Linked DNA regions of Homo sapiens: regions 1, 2 and 4 are each linked to region 3. Evidence: chromatin loops called from intact Hi-C (ENCODE). Cell type or tissue: mammary epithelial cell. All regions are shown on one strand. Each heading gives the region's core, and the rest is flanking DNA. Links, peaks and the distances in the headings are about the cores only. Region 1 has its middle 160 kb from the start of TMTC2. Region 2 overlaps SLC6A15 (solute carrier family 6 member 15). Region 3 holds the start of LOC105369875 (a long non-coding RNA gene). Region 4 has its middle 290 kb from the start of SLC6A15.

What was found. A loop is a pair of places that touch in the nucleus more often than their neighbours do. Peaks named below come from ENCODE experiments on the same cell type or tissue, not always from the same donor. Only the 100,000 strongest peaks of a DNase experiment are listed, where the experiment ranks them.
Region 1: it touches region 3 in a loop (6-fold over the local background); 22 of 110 quality-filtered maps call a loop at or near these places.
Region 2: a loop joins it to region 3, with 4 times the contacts of the local background. A loop is called at or near these places in 9 of 110 quality-filtered maps.
Region 4: it touches region 3 in a loop (2.4-fold over the local background); 4 of 110 quality-filtered maps call a loop at or near these places.

Annotation. Positions count from the first base shown.
Region 1 is chr12:82,524,778-82,530,690 of GRCh38, forward strand. No RefSeq gene overlaps it. Among named protein-coding and RNA genes, the nearest start is that of TMTC2, 160 kb to the right of the region's middle. In mammary epithelial cell, for the core only: a CTCF peak has its summit at 2,588 (motif pointing right); no DNase peak of the experiment used is centred there; H3K27me3 peaks cover 255 bases.
Region 2 is chr12:84,853,651-84,859,563 of GRCh38, forward strand. It overlaps SLC6A15 (solute carrier family 6 member 15), which reads right to left. Exons shown (of 12, transcript NM_182767.6): 12 at 5,841-5,913. Among named protein-coding and RNA genes, the nearest start is that of SLC6A15, 56 kb to the right of the region's middle. In mammary epithelial cell, for the core only: no CTCF peak of the experiment used is centred there; DNase peaks (open chromatin) are centred at 2,711 and 3,021; H3K27ac peaks cover 1,178 bases.
Region 3 is chr12:84,506,777-84,511,776 of GRCh38, forward strand. LOC105369875 (a long non-coding RNA gene) reads right to left here and starts at 2,130. Exons shown (of 3, transcript XR_945151.2): 1 at 1,980-2,130. In mammary epithelial cell, for the core only: a CTCF peak has its summit at 1,948; DNase peaks (open chromatin) are centred at 1,705, 2,015 and 2,355; H3K27ac peaks cover 2,074 bases.
Region 4 is chr12:84,616,288-84,622,200 of GRCh38, forward strand. No RefSeq gene overlaps it. Among named protein-coding and RNA genes, the nearest start is that of SLC6A15, 290 kb to the right of the region's middle. In mammary epithelial cell, for the core only: a CTCF peak has its summit at 2,972 (motif pointing left); no DNase peak of the experiment used is centred there; H3K27me3 peaks cover 181 bases.

The DNA.
Region 1 (5,913 bases), core at 556-5,555, 2.0 Mb before region 3:
CTGTACTTTTTATGCACACCGTGTTCTGCTAATTCTCTCTCCAGGGAGAATACCAAACCAGGTTAGTGAGTGATACAAGCATGAGTAGTTAGAAGCTATGATATAAGCAGCGGGCAGATGGAGTTATTCCTTGAATATCAATTAGCATAGTCCATCCAAGTTGAAGACTCTGACAATTGAATACTTCAACTTAATGGATCTGTTTTCAAATTCCCTTTAATGGCCCTTCTGTGACCATAATATCTACTTTTCCAGACATCCTAAGTAGAAACCATTATGGACAATATATGTAGAATTCTCTAAGGATAGCATATGGAGGGGAGAATGTGAGTTGCCAAATTTAGCAGCTCTAGAGAGAATGTTTTTGAATTAAACCTGAATCTATGGGGATTACAGTTCATTTATGACTGACAAAACATATCTTCCCAATTCTGAAAGATAAATCCCACTGATATACACGTGGATTTCACAGGGTTTCTCAAAAACTATAAGGAAAAAAAAAATCCTTTCCACAAAATGCAGTTCTATAACTATTTTGGAATTATGGTAAGTCACATGTTCTTTTTGCAGTTTTCCTCAGGTTAAATGAGGAATTTTCTAAGTACTGTGCCAACTGTACTTACAACCTGAGTAAGCTCAGATCAGAAGATTCATCCCTTACATATTAGAGTAAGATCTTTGTTTTGAAAGAAGAGAGGAAGACTGAAATGCAGTGGCTATGGGCTTTAGGATTTTAAAAATAAGTAAAATTTCAAAAGTATGAGAGATGGGACTGAAAACATTGTCAAGTTTTTCTTTTGCTGAATAAGATCAGTTTTAATTTTAATTTTTTAAATCAATTTTAATATTACTCTATTTTTCTTTTCATAAAGATGATTGACAGTACAAAAGTTTGAAGTTCAAAGTGCAGGTCTTTAAATTTAATGTACTTAGCTTCATGAAAAATTATCTTCATTTATCATAGTGTTCTAATTTCACTGTGGACCAGTGAAAATATTGTGGCAAACCAGCGCTGGTCTGCAGAACCACAACCGAAAACCTCTAGCCTGATTCACTTTGTTAACATGAGCTAGTTCTCTACCCTAAGCAGCCATTAAAATCTAACTCAAAAGCTTCCAATGTCTAACTAAACAGCAAATACCTGTAATTTAGGACAAAATGATTAAATCTTTCAGTGAATATTTGCATTTGTTGGAAAATGGTGTTTTATTTTGTACCCATTTAATAAATTCTTTGGAATAAAATTTCATTTTTTTCTTACTACATTCAAGGACCCGGCATAGCTAGGATTTTACCAAGCTTTGAGTAGTTCGTATCGTAAATATTAACATGTTTTGAAACGTTAGCAAGACTTCTAATTTACAAGTGGAGATCACTCTTAATTCCAGCTTTCCTTTTTTTCATTCTGAATGAAAAACCTCTTAAGTATCAGATTTTTTTTTTACAGGTTAAACCAAACCATGAACTCCATGAAACTACTAAGATTCCTTGTTTTGTTGGCTTCGTCTTGAGTTAAATGTCTAATAATAAATGGTCATTGAGCAGACACTTAAGAATCCTTTTATTCAGCGATTTTGATATTTTAAAAAGAGATTGGTCTGTTATGAAAAAAGAACTTAGTTTTATTTTTGCTGGTTGAGCAGCTTTCCACTGAAAATGAAAGGCTAAAAATTTAGTTTTTTCCCTCTACTGAACTTGGAAAACCTAGATTTAGGATACTTACATTCAAGTACACTTTGTTCTTTTTCCTATCCTTTTGAAAATTAATATTAATACTCTGACATTTTTAGGAGAAAGAATTAGTTAAGTCTTCCCTCTGGCAAAACTATCAGGCAATCTTCTCCAGCATTCAATTCCTTAAGGGCATGGAAGGAGGTGTCTTTAATTTTTTTACTCCTTACCCTGTTACTCTGAAACTTAATGCGTGCTTAAATTCCATCCATCTGAATTTAGCCTAAGACCTAAAACAGGTAAAACACACATCAAAATAATTTTGCCCATGTTAAATTAATCTGAATCCTGTAAAGTTAGACTAGGGGAAGTGCTGATGGAGAAAATCACTTTTTTTTTTAACTGATATCACTTCTGGAGTATTTGAATGTTTTTACAACAGGTTTGTGTTTCTTTTGATTATAAGTAAAATCCTACCAAACATTGTTTATTTTTATTTTACTGTGAAATGAATACTTACTATGAGATGTACCCTCTTAGATTTTTAAGTACACAATACCATATTGTTAACTATAGGCACTATGATATACCGAAGGTCTCTAGAATTCATTTACTTTGCATAACTGCAACTTCAGGCATTGCTTTTGAAATCTGAAATACGTGTTCTGATGACTCTATAGCAACCATGATTTTATTCTCAAAAAATAAATACAGATGAGGGTAAAAACCAAAACACATTTCTTGAACTAAAGAAATTATTAAATGTAGACCTTCAAACCGCGTTAAAACCAGCAAGAGTTTGTTATTTTTCTTAAACATTTAATTTTCAATGCATTCTGGTTATTTTCTCCTACGCATCTTAGAGAAGAGGTTATTTGCTGAAATTGTCAATGCGGCTTTGGCTACATTATCTGACAACCAGTAGAGGTCGCCACCTACCACATTGTAGCAAGTCAGGGAGAGGAAAAAAAATTATGAATGTTTGGTTAGTAAAAATGCACAGAGGTCAGAAGTTTTCAATATGAAGCTTTCCTCTTGAAAGCTTTGCATAATTGAACCAATATTCAAGTGAGAGGAAAAAAGAATAAATAAAAATAATGGATCCAAGATGTTGGTGTTACAGAACTTCAAAAAACAGAATTTCTTAGAAATTACATAAAAATTCTTCTAGTTGACTTAGTTAATACAAATTATTCTTCATGTCAAAACATTGGAAAGAAACCTCAAAATGTTATCAAATCTGAACATAATAAAATGTATACATTTGTAAAATGGCATTGTGGTCTCTTTCTACTAGTATGTGTTTGGAACCCCTAAGCATCTCAAATTTTTGGTTTTGACCTCACATATTCTGTGACTTTCATTCTGTGTTTTAATTTTTCTTAATTTATTAGTTGTATCTACTGCACAGTGAAAATTAACCTGTCATAGTGTTAAAGTGGCCTGTGGTTATCACAACTGAAAAGAGCACATTGAAGCTTTAGTATATAATTACTGCTACTTGGTTTCCCAAAAGAAGTTTAAAGTTTAACTTATTTTCTTTAAGTCATAATTAAACTGAGAAGAAAAGACTTCTTTTTTATAGTTTGGAGGGAGAATCTATGTATATCTTGACATAAGAAAATATCTTCCCTTTAGAAGAGGGAATAAACGTATGCTTGATAATTTAGAATGTGCAAATGGGTAGTGATAGGTGATTCAAACAACGGAAGGCTTTTCCAATAAACAAAATGTTTTTAAAAATAGAAATGGTTATTTCAGAAGTTCAGATGGTGAGCTTACCATCACTAGAAATGTTTGCATGGATGGATAATTAGTGAGATGTGGTGAGAATCTTGGTAAGAATGTGTTAGGAATTTGAATACTCAGGTTTGAGGGGGAAGCTTTACTAGATTTCTAAGAAAGATCATGTGTAATTTTTAGGGTTTTTTGTTTTAAATTGATAACAGTGTTATTGATAAAATTATGTTGCATTAGGATAATGCTACGTTAACAAATACATCTAAACATTAGAGTGGATTAGCACAACTGTTTATTTCAAACTCATGCACTATTCCTTGCTGTTATTAATGGTTGGTGGATGACTCTCCTTTATACGGAGATTCAGGGACCCTGGTCTTTATCCGTTTTGTGGCTCTGCCATCTCCTAGGCCATTGAAGTACTTTGCCTCCACCCAGCAGAAAGGGAAAGAAACAAAAGAGAATGAACATCTAATTCTTAAACTGGAAATAACACACTTACTTCTGCTTATATTCCATTGCAGAAAGCTAGTTAGATGACCCCGCATGGATTGAGAGAGAAAAGAAAGCACAAATATTGATACTCAGTTGCTTTCTTTACCACTGTCCTCCCTCTGACAACTGAACATTTGTGCACATCCTTTTTCTTACACATGTATTATCTCTACAAAGAAGTCAACTCAGAGTTATATTTAGTAACTTGATCCAACTAAAAGTCCAGAAAATCTGGGTGATACCTATCCCCTCCATCAGGTCTGGGTGTGACACCTTATAATCTAGTGACTATTTCCTAAAGTATATTGCACCAGTGGCCAAAACCTTAATCATTCCTTATATCCACATTCTTTGCCATGTAACTCAGTGTCCACTCCCTATGCATATAGCAGTGTTCCCCCAGCCTTTTACTCTGGTCTCAGCCAGGTGACTTGCTTTGATCAAAGGAATATTAGCAGATAAGATGTAAGCAGAAGCTTGCCCTCTACTTTCAACATAAGAACATGCTTATGTCTAGTCCACAGAAGGATGAAAGACATACAAAGCAAAGCCAGTTGCCTCAGCCAAGGCATCCTCGGTTAGTTGACAGCCAGCCATCCTCCAGATAGATGAGTGATCTAAGCCAAGATGGAGCTGCCTGGCTAAACCCCAGCTGATTCTAGACATGTGAACAATAAATGCTTAATGTTGTATGACACTTAGGGTTTTGCAATTGTTTATTATGCAGGCTTATTGTGGTCATAGATAACTGATACATGTACCAAACAAGACTCTCAACTCTTAGTGAGCAGAAATTTACTTGGTTTCATTTTCTACATAAAATATAATGCTATACTTTCTCATACTGGAATGCAAACTTTGTTGAGTTCATTTTAATACGTAGCAAGGTTAAGCTAGATAAAATGTTGTAAATATTGTGAAACATAAGCATGAATTAATTTTTATATCTTTATAGCACTTTTAACTTTTCAAACCACTTTCAGATGTCCTTTCACTTGATTTTCACAGCAACTTTGATAGAAGGAAAAGTAGATTCCTGTATTCCTAACTACCAAATCTCAGTGACTAAGTTACTACCCCAATTACAACTGGCTAATGACAGAAGAAAATCAAACACACTGGAATCCATCTCTCCTGCCTTCCAGAATGTACTCCCATTGCTGAATAGGCCTTCATTAGAGAAGTAAGGAGACAACAGTTTTTCCATAGCTATTGTATGATAAACATGATCATAACACTCTTACCTCATTACTGGATATTTTCAAGGTTAAGATTTACTCCTTCAGAAGTCTCTGAATTATGCCTATTCTCTCTAATGAAATGCTTTCCCCAATATTTTCTACTAAAGGATCTGCAGAACTGATCAGTAAACACGAATTGGATGTAAAGAAATTCTTACCTGTAGCAGAGTTTCACAACCTCAGCACTATTGATGTTTGGGCTAGATAATTATCTGTTGTGGGAGTCTTGCCTGTTTATATTCAGTAGCAACCCTGACTTGTACCCACTAGATTCCAGTAACATTGCCCCAGTTGTGGCAAACAAAAATGTCTCTGGACGTTGCCAATTATCACCCCCTAGAGTGATATTCATCCCCTCTTCCATTCAGAAACATGGGCAAATTAAATACAACTAGGATTTTGCGTGTCAGATTCTTAGAAGATGAGAGCTGAACATAAGGAATCAGTTTGTGCAAACTTTTCATTTTATAAAATTTTATATTTCTATTTTCACTTTGTAAGGAAGAAAAGTACACCCAAACAGTTATTCAAAGCTACAAAACTGGTTAATACTATGTCTTTTGACACACTATTGAATTATTTCATATTTTATTTATCTGTTCCCCTTTACTCTGCAAATAAAATTAAGGGACTTTGGATAGACTGTGCAACTTCTAATTCCCGTTCTAGGTCCAAGTATTGACTTAGTGGCCTGCTTTCGGGTTTCTGTAGAAGCCTCATCCTACCCAGGTAATGCCACACACATATCCTTACCTGACTTATCTTC
Region 2 (5,913 bases), core at 475-5,474, 350 kb after region 3:
ATTACTCATAGTAGCCACTAACAATCCTTTCAATTTCTGCAGTATCAATTGTAATGGTTACGTTTTTCATCTCTGATTTTATTTATTTGGGTCTTCTCCCTTTTTTCTTTGTTAGTCTGGCTAAAGGTTTGTCAATTTTGTTTATCTTTTCAAAAAGCCAACTTTTTGTTTTGTTGATATTTTGTATTTTCTTCATTTCAAATGCATTTACTTCTGCTCTTATCTTTATTATTATGTTTTTCTACCACTAATTTTAGTTTTGGCTTGCTCTTCCTTTTCTAATTACTTAAGATGCATCACTAGATTGTTTATTTGAAGTTATTCTCCTTTTTTGATGTAGGCACTTATAGCTATACATGTTCCTCTTAGTATTGTTTTCACTGTATCCCATGAGTTTTGGTATGTTGTGTTTCAATTATCATTTGTTTCCAGAAATCTTAAATTTTCTTCTGAATTTCTTCATCGACTCACTGGTCATTCAGGACCATATAATTTACTTTCAATGTGTTTGTATAGTTTCCAAAATTTCTTTTGTTATTGATCTCTAGTATTATTCCCTTGTAGCCAGATACGATGCTTGGTATTATTTCATTTTCTTGAATGTTTTCAGACTTGTTTTGTGACCTAATGTATGATCTATCTTTTAGAATGATTCATGTGCTGAGGAGAAGAATGTGTATTCTGAAGCTGATGCATGAAATTTTCTGTAAATATCTATAAGGTTTATATTTGGTCTGTAGTGCAGATTAATTCTGATTTTTTTTGTTGATTTTCTGTCTGGGAGATCTGTTCAATGCTAAAAATGGGGTCTTGAAGTCTCTGGCTATTATTTTATTAGAGTTTCTATCTCTCTTTAGATCCAATAATATTTGCTTTATATATCTTGGTTCTTCAATGTTGGTCGCATATGTATTTATAATTGTTATATCTTCTGACTGAATTTACCCCTTTATCATTAAATAATGACCTTCTTTGTATTTTCTTGTAGTTTTTATATTGAAATCTATTTTGTCTGACAAAAGTATAGCTACTCTTGCTCTTTTTTTTGTTTGTTTCCAATGATTTGGAATATCTTTTTCCACCTTTTATTTTCAGTCTACATGTATTTTTATAAGTGAAGTGTGTTTCTTGTAGGTGACAGATTATTTGTTCTTGTTTTTTCATCCATTCAGCCACTCTATGTCTTTTGATTGGAATATTTAGTTCATTTATAATCAATGTTATTATTGACAAGCAAGGACTTCCTCTTGCCATTTTGCTAAATTTTTTCCAGTTGTTTCATTGTCTTCTCTTTTTTCTTTTCTTCCTGTCTTCCTCTTAGTGAATATTGTTTTCTCTGGTGGTATGATTTAATTTTTTTGCTTTTTGTATATCCATTGTATGTTTTTCAATTTGAGGTCACCATGAAGCTTGCAAATATTATCTTATAATATATTATTTTAAAATGATGACAACTTAACACTAATTGTATAAATGAACAAATATCCCAGAAGAAACCTTATAAAAACTCTATACTGTAACTTAATCTCCTACTTTAAAAACTGTTTTTATTTCTCTTCATATCTTATTGTACTATGTCTGAAAAGCTGTTGTACTCATTTTTAATATTTCATCATTTAGTCTTTCTACTTAAGATGAGTATTTTACACACCCCAATTACAATGTTATAATATTCTATGCTTTTCTATGAGCTTACTATTACCCGTGAGTTTTGTATCTTCTTGCTTATTAACACTATTTTCTTCCAAATTGAAGAACTCCCTTTAGCATTTTTTGTAGAAGAGGTCGGGTATGAATGAAATCTCTCAGCTTTTGTTTGCTTGGGAAAGCCTTTATTTTTCCTTCAGGCTTGAAGAATATATTTGCCAGATATACCATACTAGGGTAAAGGTTTTTTTTTTTTTTTTTTTTTTCTAATTTTATTTTTGGCTCCAGCACTTTAAATATGGTATGCCACTCTATTTTGGCCTGTAATCTTTCCATTGAAAAGCCTGCTGCCAGACATACTGGCATTCCATTATATGTTATTTATTTCCTTTCTCCTGCTGCTTTTAGGAGCCTTTCTTTATCCTTGATCTTTGGGAGTTTGATTATTACATGCATCAAAATAGTTTTCTTTGGCTTAAATCTGCTTCGTGTCCTATAACCTTGTTGCATTTGAAAACTGATATTTCTAGGTTTAGGAAGTTCTCTATTATTATCCCTTTGAATGAATTTCTATCCCTGTCTCTTTCTCTATCTCCTCTTTAAGGGCAATAACTCTTATATTTGCCCTTTTAGGCTATTTTCTATATCTTATTGACATGCTTGATTCTTCTTATTTTCTTATGTCTCCTCTGACTGTATATCAAATAGCCTGTCTTCAAGTTCACTAATTCTTTCTTCTGCTTGATCAGTTCTGCTATTAAGAGATTGATGCATTTTCTGTATGTTAATTGCACTTTTCAACTCCAGAATTTCTGCTTCTTTTTAATTATTTCAATCTCTGTTAAATTTATCTGATAGAATTCAGAATTTTTTCTTTGTGTTATCTTCAATTTCTTTGAGTTTCCCCAAAACAACAATTTAAAATTATCTGTATGAATGATCACATATCTCTTTTTCTCCAGGACTGGTCCCTGGTGCCTTTTAGTTCATTTAGCGAGCTCATGTGTTTCTGAATCATCTTGATGCTTGTGGATGGTCAATGCTTCTGGGCATTGATGAGTCAGGTATTTATTGTACTCTTTGCAGTCTGGGCTTGTTTGTGCCTGTCCTTCTTGAGAAGGCTTTCCAGATATTCAAAAGGACTTGTGCCTGAAGCCCAATAATGCTGTTTTTTGTTTGTTTGTGTGTTTGTTTGTTTTGTTTGTTTTTTTGAGATTCATAGAGATACTCCCTTGGTGACTTGAATAAGATCTGGGAGCATTTTCTGGATTACCAGGGAGAGACACTTGTTCTCTTCCCTTAATTTCTGTCAAATAAATGGAGTCTCTCTTTGTACTGAGCCACCTGGAACTGGGAATGTGGCATTGCAAGTACCCCTGTGGTCACCACCACTGGAACTATGCTGGGTTTGACCTGAAGCCAGCACAACACTATGTCTCACCCATTGCCTTCTGTAACCACCACCTGGCTACCAACTGTGTTCACTCAAGGCCCTACAGCTCCATAATAGGTAGGTAGCAAAGCCAACCAGGTTTGTGTCCTTCTTTTCAGGTGTTGGGTTCTCCCAGGTCCCAGACAGGTCCAGAGATGCTGTCTGGGAGGCAGGGATTGGAGTCAAAAATCTTAAAAATTTACCCAATGTTCTACTCTTCTGCAGCAAAGCTGGCATTCAAACCACAAGACAAAATTCTCTCCACTCTTCCCTCCTCTTTCCTCAGTCAGAGGAGCCTCTCTCTGTGGCCACTACCACCAGCCCATAAGGTGCTCTGCCAGACCACCACTGATGTTCACTTAAAGACCAAGGACTCTTACTCACCCTTCAGAAAAGTGGGCTCCCGTCTGGCCAAAAGCTGGTCCAGAAATGCTGTCCAAGAGCCTAGTCCTTGGCTCAGAGACCCCAAGACCCTGCTTGTTGCCCTAGCCCATTGTGGCGGAGCTGGTACCTAAGGTGCAAGACAAAGTCATCTTTATTTTCTCCCTGATTTCCTTAAACAGAAGGAGTGTTTTACTATTGTCACTAGAGCTGGGAGTGTGCTGGGTCACATATGAAGCCAGTACATCTCAGAGCCCAAGGCCCATGGCATACTACCTGGGTATCACTACTGGTTATTCAAGGCACAAGGGCTCTTTAGTCAGCATGTGGTAAGTCCTGCCAGAACTGGGTCTTTTCCTTCAGGGCAGAAGGCTCCCTTTTGGCCCAGGATGTGTCTAGAAATGTCACCCCCAGGAGCTAGGGTCTGGAATGGGGACCTCACAGCTCTACTCTGTGCCCTATCCTACTGTGGCTGAGCTGGTATCCAAGATGCAAGATACAGTCCTTCTTACTGTTTGATCTCTCCTCAAGCAAAAGGAAGGAGTCATTTTTGTTGCTGCAAGTCACACTGCCTGGGGTTGGGGGAGTGGTGGCACAAGCACTACTCCCTTAACCACCCAGGCTGGTGTTTCCCTAGGTCATGTGCCACCCTAGTCCACCCTAGTCCCAGCCCAGCAGTAGGAATTGCCTAGGAATTGCAGTCCTTGTGTCCTAGACTGCCTTTCAAGTTTACCTAGGACCCCAGAGCACTTTGGCCCATGTTGGTGAGGCTTGCTGGGACACCCAAGTTTTGACTGCTGGGATGGGCGATTTCTTTCCGGATATGTTTGGTCTAAATGCTCTCTCTGTGCACAGGTGCTGACTCAGCCTAGCACAGCTTTTCTCTCCTCTGTGGCAGGGCAGCACTGAGTTATATGTAAAAGTCCCTTAGTCACTGTGCTTTCCCTTCCCCAAGTGCACAGGCTGCACAGCAGGCCCTCTGTTAGGAAATGGGAAAGAGGTGGCTTCAGCAATTCAAGAATGTCCCCTACCCTCTTCAATGCCTCTTTCAGCAATATGAAGTTAAAACCAGTATTGTGAATGTTCACCTGATTTTCTTGTTCTTGTGATCGTGCTTTTCTGTGTATATGCAGTTGTTAAAATTTGGTGTTCCTGCAAGGAAGATAAAAGGTGTAGGCTTCTATTCCACCATCTTGCTCCACCCCCTCATCCTTTTATTCCACTTTATTATCCCTCCCGTCACAGTCCCTAGTCTCCTTTCTGTTTGAAGACAGACAAATCTTGGCTACATCACTTGGAGGTGCAACTTTAGGCCAGGGTTTATAGAAGTAGTGGAAAGTAATACAAATTTGAAAGCCTCAAATTTTACAGTATAGAGAAGGCTATTTCAAACCACCATTTGTTGATTAACTCTTACATTTCCTGGGGAAAGGCAGGTAGCAGGTCTCACTGGCAAAGAAGAGAAAATGGAAAAAAAAATGAATAGCATTTATACTCTAATTATAATGGTGTCTTGTATAAAGTACTTAGAATAAGTTAGAATTTTAGTTAATAGAACCTGAGTGAATAAATCAATAAATAAGTGTACAGCTGAAGAACTGACTGCATGAAGGAAGCAAAAAGAAGAGAACTTTGTTCATTTTTCTTTAACTTCTTTGGCCAGATTTCCTTATCTGCCAAGTGAAACCATAATAAGGGTTTTAAATTCTATTTCAATTCAAAAATAAGATTCCTGCATTGTTCATATTACTCAGTGAATAGAAGGATGGAGAAATAATTCCTAGTGCAAGGCAGGTACCCGACTGTAGATTATATCAAAAGGAAATGAAATCAGCACTTCATAGAAAGATCTGTGCTCCCACGTGCATTGCAGCATTATTCATAATAGCCAAGATATGGAAACAATTTAAGTGTCAAGCAATGGAAGAATGAATAAAGAAATTGTGACATATATACACAATGGAATATTATACCATTTGTGAAAGCATGGATAAACTTGGAGGACATTATGCTAAGTGAAGTAAGCCAGACAGAGAAAGAAATATAGCATGACCTCACTTATATGTAGAAATGTAAAAAAAAAAAAAAAAAAAAAATCAAGTATATGGAAACAGAGAGTAGAACAGTTGATTACCAGGAGCGGGAAGAAGGTGAAAATGGGGAGAAGTAGGTCAAAAGATTCAAAGTTACATAGAATGAATAACTCTAGAGGTCTCATGTAAAACATGAAAATAATAGTTAATAATATTGCATTGAATATTGAAAAAATTGCTAAAAGAATACATTTTAGGTGCACTTGCCACCAGAAAATGTAACTATGGGAGATGATGGACAAGTTAATCACTGCAACTATGTTTATGTATATCAAAACAGCATATTGTACACCTTAGATATATACTTTATTTGCTTTCACTATATTTATATACATCAAAACAGCATGTTGTACACCTTAG
Region 3 (5,000 bases), core at 1-5,000:
CAATTCCAATTGATACATCATATTAAAATTTATGCTTCCTTTTACAGCCAAGATTTCTGGCCCCAGAGCTTGTATCGAACCCATGCTATGTTACAGAAAAATATTAGCCTTTTTTTCTTTAGAGTTTGAGGGTCAAACTTTTTCCAGTTCTTGAGGATATATCTGAGAGGCATGTTCTGTGGTATGGAGATGCAATTACCCATTTGTAAAGAAAGAACAGAGGAGAGAAGGGGAAAAAAGGCACCCCCTTTTATTTCCCTATTATCCTTGAATAGGGCATTTGTCTTTCACCCCTGGGATTTCAGAATGAGCCAGTCTCACCGGGTACCCTTAATTTTCGTTCCATCTTGTTTTAAGGAGGCACGATTATCCACTTGAGAACAGAGGGCATATGGGAATGAACAAAGGCCCTCTAATCATCCCTGGGGTTCCAGAATGAACTGGTATCACCGGGTACCCTGAACCTTACCTTTACCTCTGTTCTAATGGTAATCTGTTCTGTGCCTGTAGCCTCGCACCAGCCTTCATCTCTGTCCTATGGATAATTTGGTTTCCTGTGTTTTTGGCCTCAGGTAGGCCTATATGCTTGACTCTAGGACCTTGCATTGACCCTTGTCCGGAGAATCCTAGCAATGAAATAATTTCCCATCCTTTTGTGTTCCCATTCCCCAGGTCCTTTCAGGCAGATGAGGACCCTGTTTCCAGCCAAGAGCCGTAATGAGGCTGGGCTCCCTTTTTCTCTGAATAGCCTTGCCTTGGCAATCTTTGTTGATGTTGAGAATGAGTTGGAGAACGTCAGAAGAAAATAAGAAAATGTTACCCTTGATAGGCAATGTGCAAAAGAAGTGTTTAAAATAAGCAGGGCAATCCCTCTGTAATAGGCAGATAGGGAAGGAAGCATTGGGGATGCTCATGGAAAGCTCTTGTGCTTTCACAGAAACACCAGCTTCTGGTCCCTAGAGAGAGTGCTTGTCAGCATTCTTGACATAAAGGAGAAAGCCCTGGAGAACCAGAGAGTTTGGAATAAGAGCTCTCATCAGGCACAGAAAAAAAAATGCTTATTCCCCCCCAAAAAAAACTAGCCCCAGTATTGAGGTAGGGAATGTCCTTAGTGGACCACAAATGGAGGTTCTGTGAAAGTTGATAAAGCTCTTTAAGAACCAGCAGAAAACTAAGTCCTGGAACATGATGGGGATAAAGAGTGAATAGTAAGCAACCAGGAGTTGACAAAACCAGGGCTCCCACCAGTGCTCGTTTTGACAGTGAGCCAAGAGGCAGGAGATGGGCTGGAGATCATCTGGACTGGGGGAGTAAAATCAAGTGCAGATCTCCGGGGACACCAATAAAGGTTTCCGCCTCTTGGTTGCCAGGCAGACACAACAAGGGCTGCCAGCACACAAATGACAAACAGAGAGTGTATGTTTCAAGCAGGAAAAGAACTTGCAAGCACACAGTGAGAGCAGATAGGAGGATGATTTGCCCTTGAGGCCAATATTCCTGCCAGTGTGCAAGGCCATTTCAGAGTACAGAGAAAAGAGCAGGAAAATAGATGGTGCAGGTGCAGGTTTAGGGAAAGAGCTGACTTTAGCTGAAGGAGAAGCAGGGAAGTTCCCCAGAAATTTCACAGTGCAGGCTTAGCTCCACCACCCTTGCACACTCCCTGTTGGGAGGGGCATAGTAGTTTAGGACCCTAAACTCCTCCCACCTCTGTGAGTCACCCATCAGGATGACCTGAGAAACCAGAGGGAACAGAATCACTGTGGCCAAGGGGAGTGCTTCTGGGGAACAGTTTGTAGGTAGGAGAAAGGCAAAGGGAAGTGAAAAAGGAAAAGAAAGAAACAGGCAGGAAGAAGAAAAAGGGGAGAGGAAGGGAAAGCAAAAGGTAGGAGACAAAAAGGAAAAAAGAGAAAGGAGAAGAAACCACATACAAGGGTTTGAATGCCTCTAGTGGAAGAACGTGAGGCATTGCAGGGCCTTACCACTAGATGATGGATCTGAGTCATGGCACCGAAGTACATTACCAGCTGGTGAGCTGTCCGAAGAAACTCCAGAGTGGCAACTCTGCAGCAAACTTGGTAGTTTGACTTCTCAACGCAGAGAATTCAAATGAGAGACACAGGCAAGGTTTAAAGAAGGAGAGAGAATTTCTTTTAAGCAAAGTGAGAATTTATTAGAGAAAGTAGGATACTCTGGGAAGAAGGCCAAGTGGATGACTTGAAAAATTGACTTCCCTGTTCTCTTTTTTGTTTAGACTCTAGAGATTTTATACCCCATAATGTTTCCCAGGCTCTCTATCTCCTCCCTTTCTTCCCCTGGGCGGGCTGTTGCTTAACTGTTGCATATAAGGTGGCCTGCCAGCACTTGTCAGGGGCCACATGTGCAGTGTGTTTACTCAGGCCCTGTACATACTTGTTAGTGGCAATTCACCCTTACTGGTCAAGTACACCCAGAGGAAGGTCATATCATATACTGGTCAAATTCTGCCATCTTCTACCCTTTTACTGGGCATGCTTGAAACCTTATCAGGAATTATGGCTTACTAACTCCAGGTTTTCTGTCTGTTGCAACACTCCTGTCATTCCCAGTACCAGTCATGGCCAGTTATTATCTCAGAGGGATAGTTTTATGCCCACCTGTCTTTCACTCAATGAGATACCAAGGAAAAAAGAGAAAGGAGTCCCTCCCTGGGGTACCTCCCTTTTTCCTGCTCATTATTTCAGAGGGACAATTTATAATCGTCTGACTGTGACTTGATAAATGCCCAGCATTCCCAGGCACTGTCTTTCCTGCCCTGCTCATGTCTAGCTACCTGCTCTAACAGACTGTTAGAGGTTGAATTGTGTATTCAAAAATATGTGTTGAAGTTCTAATCCCTACTCCTTAAGAATCTGATCTAATTTAGAAATAAGTCTCCTGTAGGTCTAATTAGTTAAGTTAAAATCAGGTCATACTAGAGTAGTGTAGAGCCTTAATCCCATATTACTGGTATCCTTATAAGAGGAAGGAAATTTGGTCACAGAGACAGAGACCAATATAAGTATAATGCCATATGATGAAAGAGGCATAGATTGCTGTGAGGTGCCTTTCTGCCAAGGGGTGCCAAGGATTAATGGTTATTAGAAGCCACAAACAGGAAGGTAGTATTCTACCCAGAGTCTTCAAAGGAGCATGAGCCTGCCGACATCTTGAATTTGGACTTCTAGCCTCCAGAACTGTGAAATAATAAATTTCTGTTTTTTACCACCCAGTTTGTGACACTTTGTTGGAGTAGCCCTAGAAGACTAATAATATTTAAAATATCAGACTATACTTTTAGTTATGGTGGGAAGTATAAATCCAAGTTTATTACTCTTATGTGGCTAGCTATTTTCCCAGCAATATTATTTAATAGTACATTTTTCACACATGCATACACATAAATTCTTCTAACTCTGAAATTGAGTCCTACAAGTTACATATCATTTTATTTTGTCTACTTTTAACTCTGAAATTGAGTCCTACAAAAGTTACATATTATTTTATTTTGTCTACTTTTAATAATAATTTTATGGTAACTGTAATTTTATAATATGTCTTAATATTCTATCCCTCTTCTTTCTCCTATTTCAAATTTTCTATTTTGGGCTTTTTGCTTCTCTATATGAATATTTGGCTTAATTTATCAAATTATGTATTATAAGTTTATAATATTTATAAGAATCTATAAAATTGAAAACATTAAAGAATTTGATTTAATTGTAAGTTATATTGAAGAAATAAACATCTTTGCTATATTAAGTCTTACCATTTACAAATCAGATATATCTCCATTTTATATTTATTTCTTATTTTGACTATTATTCATTAGAGTTTAATGTTTCTTCATTGAATATTTTGTATCTTTTGAAATGTTTATTCTCAATTACTTTACAGTTTCTCTTGCCACCATAAGTTGTATATCCTTAAATTATAGTTTTGAACTCTTAATTGCCATTGGAGAAGTAGTACACTTGAAGTAATATGTATAGGTACGTACTATGTGAACTTTCTTGTTAGTATAGTTGCGCTTTTCAGATTATTTTCAATTTCTTTGTAGAAAATGTTATGTTCATATAATAGTCTTCTTGAAGTGCTTTCCAATTATTATGCTATGAATATATGGTAAATCATATGGGTCTAGTTCTTTGTCTTAATTTTATTTTCTGCATAGATTTGCAATTACTAATTTAATTTATCTTAGAGTCATATATCTATAACTACTTTCAAATTATGATTCAGATTTTATCATTATATATGTCCAAGGAAAGTTTTCATTTTATACAAATTATCAAATGTGAGAATTATCTACTGTATCAAACATCATATCCCATTTTCTTACTATACCCTTTCCTAATAGACCTTCATATGTATATACATATTATATATATGAGGGTGTATTAGACACATACAAGTCAAGCATGTTTACTTTTCTTGGTGAATATTCCTTTTATCATTATTATAGGGATCTTTATTAATCCTATTATTTTCTGTTTACTTCAAGTATGTGCGATTATTCTCATTTTCTAGCTATCTTTGGGAGACTAAGGGTCTGGTAAAACTTTTTATTTTTTTAATGGTCATATAATAATATTTCATTTATACCTTTTATACTAAGTATAGCTGGATATTGTTTAACATTCAATTTCGGAGTTTGTGCCCACTGCAAGTCTATAACTTTATACATACTGTGAAGAGATTTAGGTTCTATTATCCTCTGTTGCCTCTAATTGAATTTTAAAATTTCTCTCCTTTCTCCTTAATTTTTTTCTATTGATAAAACTTACAAATTACATCTTGGGTTTTTAGTGGTTATTTAAAACCTTTAAAATGAATAATTGACTACCAACATATGAAGTTATTTATTATTTCTATTATCTGAAGCCATAAAAATAACTCAAATATCTTAAACAAAATAATTTCCCTCACATATCTTTCATATTACCTTTTTTAGGACAACAACTTTTAAAATAACAACAACAACA
Region 4 (5,913 bases), core at 514-5,513, 110 kb after region 3:
TGAAAGGAAAAGTCAATCAATATGACAAACTTCACTGTTGTTGTCTTATTTGTTGAAATTGCTATAGTGAGCCCCTCCTTCAGCAACCACAATCCTAATCAGGCAGGGGCTACCATCTTTGAGGTAAGACTTTCCTCCTGCAAAAAGATTATGACTTACTGAAGGCTCTCTCTCTCTGTGTATGTATGTGTGTGTGTATATATATATGTACAAATAATTTTAACTCAATATGTATATATATATGCAAATAAATTTAACTCAAGGCAACCTGTGTTAAGTGCCATATGCAAGAGAGGCCAACAATGAGCTATATGAGGAATGGAAGATTTCAGAATTATTGTTAGATTCTGGAAGATGGGCTGAAATTTATATTTGTATGATCTGTAGTCAAATGATTAAATATTTAAGTCCAGAGTGTAAACTAAATGTAAAGACAGAAAATTACCAGTGATTAAAGAATAAGGTGTTTTTCAGTGCTTTTGGAATGCATTTAAAAATCAAGTAGATAAGAAAATCTATGTGGTAGTTAGGATCTTACTTTGCTACGTTTACTTCCATTAACTGCCATCTAATTAGGAAAACAAGATTTAGTCTAAGGATATATATATATTTTTAACATATAAATTGCCATTTTTCTAAATATAGAAAATAACTCAATTTCATTAATTCAGATTAATTTACTCCTTAAATATTAAATAAACACTTACGTACTACTGTTTAAGTACTGATCTAAACTCTTTCTAAGAATAATTTTATTTCATTCTCAAAAAACCACTCCTACTATTATTACCATTTTACAGGTGAGGAATTTGTCCATATGGATGCTAATCAACTTGCTGAAGCTTATGCCACCAGTAAAAGGCAGAGCCAATATTCCAACCCAGACAGATTGGCTCCAGAATACAAAGTGTGAAAAACACCATGGTATGCTGCTTATGATGTTTAACAATATAACTAAGCATAGAAAATAGGGGTTATAAGTTACTTTTGTAATGTTTATTAATACTTAGTATCTTTATAATGCTACCTACCATAGCCTTTTAGAACTAGACATGTGATATGGTTTGGCTGTGTCCCCACCCAAATCTCATCTTGAATTGTAGCTCCCACAATTGCCACATGTCTTGGGAGGGACCCAGTGGGAATGACCCACATGTCATTTAATTATGGGGACAGGTATTTCCAATGTTATTCTCATGATAGTGAATAAGTCTCAAGAGATCTGATGGTTTTATAAAGGGCAGGTCCCCTGCACACGATCTCTTGCCTGCTGCCATGTAAGATGTGACTTTGCTCCTCCTTCACCTTCCATCATGATTCTGAGGTCTCCCCAGGCATGTGGAACTGTGAGTCCATTAAACATCTTTGTTTATTAATTACCCAATCTCAGGTATGTCTTAATTAGCAGTGTGAGAACAGACTAGTATAACATGATTATTTTATGTGGTGTTAATGACCTACTAGAATGTATTCGATGGATATGGCAATACATAGAAAAAGCTTTTTCATGGCACATAATAGTTTATATCAACTGGTGTATTCACAGGTTTGTTTTCTGTGTAACTAAAAACAATGGATGCTGATATGGTTTGGGTGTGTTCCCACCCAAATCTCATGTTGAATTCTAGTTTCCATAATCCCCACGTGTCATGGGAGAGACCCAATGGGAGGTAATTGAATCATGAAGGTGGTTACCCTCATTCTGTTTTCATGATAGTGAATGAGTTATCATGATATCTGATGGTTTTATAAGGGGATTTTTCCTCTTCTCTTGGCACTTCTCTCTCCTGCGCCACATGAAGGACGTGTTTGCTTCCACTTCCACCATGATTTAAGTTTCCTGAGGCCTCCCCAGCCATGCAAAACTATGAGTCAATTAAAATTCCTTCCTTTATAAATTACCAGTCTCGGGCAGTTCTTTATAGCAGTGTGAGAATGGACTAATACAGATGCATTTTTGAATGTGTGAACTATTGTGAGCATGTTTCAAGCCAAACTTCCTGAACATTATTTTCCAGATAAAAGAAATTATTTCTACTCACAATTTTCAAAACCAAACATTTTTACCTCAAACCTATAAATATAAAATTAATGCTTTCACGTCTTTGTTTTTCTATCATTTTTGTCATCTTTCTGATTGCTGATTTTTCATTTATTATTAAGTTCTCCTCCTTTAACACTTTCATATGCATACTTCAAAGAACATTGTTCCTTAATCAAGACAGATTTGAAATAGTTCCTATTCTGTAGCACACAATGTTCTAGTTGCCTTTTCTTATTGGTAGTTGATGCACAAAACTAGAAGGTAAAGGGGAAAAAAAGTCTGTTTCTTCTGAGAAGCTGTTTAAGAATGAATAAGTACTGAGAAGAAAAAGAACAATGGATAAAGAAAAAACACACAAAAAAGATGAGGAAAAACTGTTGAAAATATGTTATTGGCTATTTGAAAAATCCTTATGCTTTTAAGTACCTTTCCAATCTATAAAATAAAAACTTGAATATGGTGGCTCTGAACCTTAACCTTCTATCCGATAGATAGCTAATGCCTCTCAGAACTAGTAATGGTAGATCAATGACCATTTAATGACATTATAAACATTGATGTGATTATACCAAGAAGGTTAGAAAAGTTACTATTATGGATCAAATGGAAAACCAGTTAAAATCAGTTTGGTAACTATAACTTCAGGAAAGAGAAGTTTAGACACAGGAAAGTGTTTGAGAGTTTCCTATAAAATATCCTGAGACACTGATGTTCAGTGATGCGTTCCTTACTAGGGAAATCCAATGTAATTTTCATTTAAAAAATAATGGTACACTGATTTTTTCAAAGCTAATATTTACAATGATGTTCAATCCTATTATTATTCCTGTGGTTTTTAAAGGATTTTAAAATTATGATAATTATTTCCTCGAAAGTCATCTAAGGTTAAATATTAGGTGCATTTCATCTTAGGATATTTTAGTGCCCTCTAGTGTGCAGATATTTACAATAGCATTTTATCTTCTAACTTATGTGATTGCTTTAAAAATGCAAGATTTAATAAATGGCGATTTTGGATCGATATGAAGTGAGTGAAAGAAATTCAGCTTGGAAAGCAAATTAGAGCCAGATGTCAAATCAACCTAAATATAAAACACAACAAAATGTAACTTTTTTTTGCTTCTTTTCTTCCATTCAGATTGAACGGCCCCATTTCCACTTCTTGAATGCCAGACAGGACTTCTCATTTGCATTAATCCATCTTTAGATTTCAAAGGTTCAGCCAAGGTAGACTGTGGCTTTTACCCTTTTAAATACTGGGAGTTTCATGTTTTCTGCTGTGTGCATATATGAAATAGGGTAAACATTTCACTAAAATGGGTGCCTCCTCCAAATCTACTAGCCTCCAACACACTAAAACATTTAATCTGTGATTAGAGCAGTTTGTTTGTGCCAAGTAAAAGGAGCCTAACCTAAAGCCTCCTTCCATTCCTACAAAGGAATTGTTTTTAAAACAATGATGAGATTTTAAGAGATGCCACTATTCAAAAACAAATCAGGGTCTGTGGGGCACCAACAGAATGGATTTGAGTCAAAATCAAAGTTTAAGCTAAGTTTGGGAAATCATTTTAATGAAGATCTTTTGAACTTTACTTTAAATCCAGTGATAGACCCATCAAGAGCATTAAGAGGGTAATTATTCTTTATCTATCAATGGCCAATATCAACAAACAAATCTTCTACATTGAAAAGATATAATGGAGCCTATCTACCAGCATTCTTTTAATTTCCTATGTGAATCTATGACTTTTAAATTAGATACAGTCATATAGAAAACATGGACAAATTTATACTATTAATACTAGATAATCTGTGAATGCCTCTCAAAACTGACTTGCTTCACCTTTCTTGTATTTACTGAAAAGGGAACAACAGCAAAATGGAGTAACTCCAAATTGTTTGGTGGTTTTCCATATCAGAAAATGTCCACTAATATGAAGAACTATTGCTGAATATTCAAGAGACATTCAAATGTCAGGTAACGATATTTTATTTGGCAATGCTATATTCTTATTGTGATCCAAATTGCATGAACAATGATATCTGTTAAAATTAAAAAGAATTATTTTGTCTGTGTTTTGGCAAATCTACATGTTTCCTGTGTGTAGCTATGAGATGAAGCCATAAAATTTAGGGGATTGCAGCATTAGAAGAAAATAACATTGCCACACAATTTTGAGTCTAAATGAAAATTCAGTTGATATTTTCAATATTTTAAGATAAAATATTAATAAGTATGTCATTCAGTCAATCTTCTACTTATCAATAATAAATATAACACGTTAGTATATATTTCATAATACATTACTCAAACAAACTGAGTTTTCCTAACTTGCTACACTGAGGAAACATTACATATGGCTTTATCTCTAAAATGTACCAAGGAGCTAGAGAGCCATGGAACCTGATGTGAAGTAACTTGTTTCACAACATAGTAAAGCCTCCAGACAAGCCAGATAGTACTAAAGCTCAAGAGTTCATTGGAACATTCTGTTAGGTGAATCTACTCCATTCCTACCTCACAGGTTGGGAGTAATTTTTACCATTTGCCATGGATTAATTATTTGTTTGTACAGAAAAGTAGTTACAACCTTGATAAACTGTCAGTAGAAAAACAGTGTTTGGAGCATTGCTTTCTCAACATCTTTTTTTTTTTTTTTTTTAAGAGACAGGATGGCAGAGACATGGATGGAGCTGGAAGCTATTATCCTCAGCAAACTAATGCAAGAACAGAAAACCAAACACCACATGTTCTCGCTTATAACTGGGAGCCGAACAATGAGAACACATGGAAACACTGTAGGGAACAACACACACTGGGGCCTGTTGGAAGGTGGGAGGCGGGAGGCGGGAGGAGGGAAAACAACAGGAAGAATAGCTAATGGGTGCTGGGCTTAATACCTAGGTGATGGATTGATCTGTGTAGCAAACCACCATGGCACACGTTTACCTATGTAACAAACCTGCACATCCTACACATGTACCTCATACTTAAAAGTTGAAAAAATAAATAAATAAATAAAATACAGGGTCTCACTCTGTCACCCAGGCTGGGGTACAGTAGTGTGATCATAACTCATTGCAGCCTTGAATTCCTGGGGTCAAGCAATCCTCCTGCCTCGGCATCCTGAGTAGCATGACCACAGGTGCAGGCCACTACACCCAGCTATTTTTTTTTTTTAAATTTAGTTGTAGAGATGTGGGGTCTTGCTATGTTGTTTGGGCTGGTCTCCAACTCCTGACCTCTGGCGATACTCCCAGTTCAGCCTCCCAAAGCACTGGGATTACAGGTGTAAGCCATTGCACCCAGCCCTCAAAATATAAGTTTTATCTTACATAAGAGAGAAGGATCAATAGCAGGCAGTGCTTCAAGCCATTATATATTTTTATCTTGCTACTTACTAGTTTATGGCATTTCTATCTGAAAATAAGTGTCCCCATTAAAGAAGGAAATGTTATAAATAAATAAGCTTAGTATTGTCAATCTTCTCTGGTATGAAAGAGCAAACCAAATCATCTTACTAGGGGAGTATGGACAGAGTCATGTTCACAGACCATGCCTGTGGATAAAACCTTTTGTTTTTCTGCCCTCCTTAAACAAAAGAGAATAAACTGCAGTTCTGCACAGGTTTTGAAGCAATTCAAGCAAAGTACCTCATTAGTTAAGGGCTGAGACATGTGAGTAATATCTGAATTACTATGTAATGTTATTTAAGAATAATATTAATAAATTAAAGGAATAAAATCAATGAACTACTCTCATTTTTTTCAATAAAATCTCTGCTCTCCAACAAATGCTAGTCTTTTGCTATTTCAAATATTTTATTCTTTTGCTTTATAAAAATTATTAATAAATTAATGATGATGAA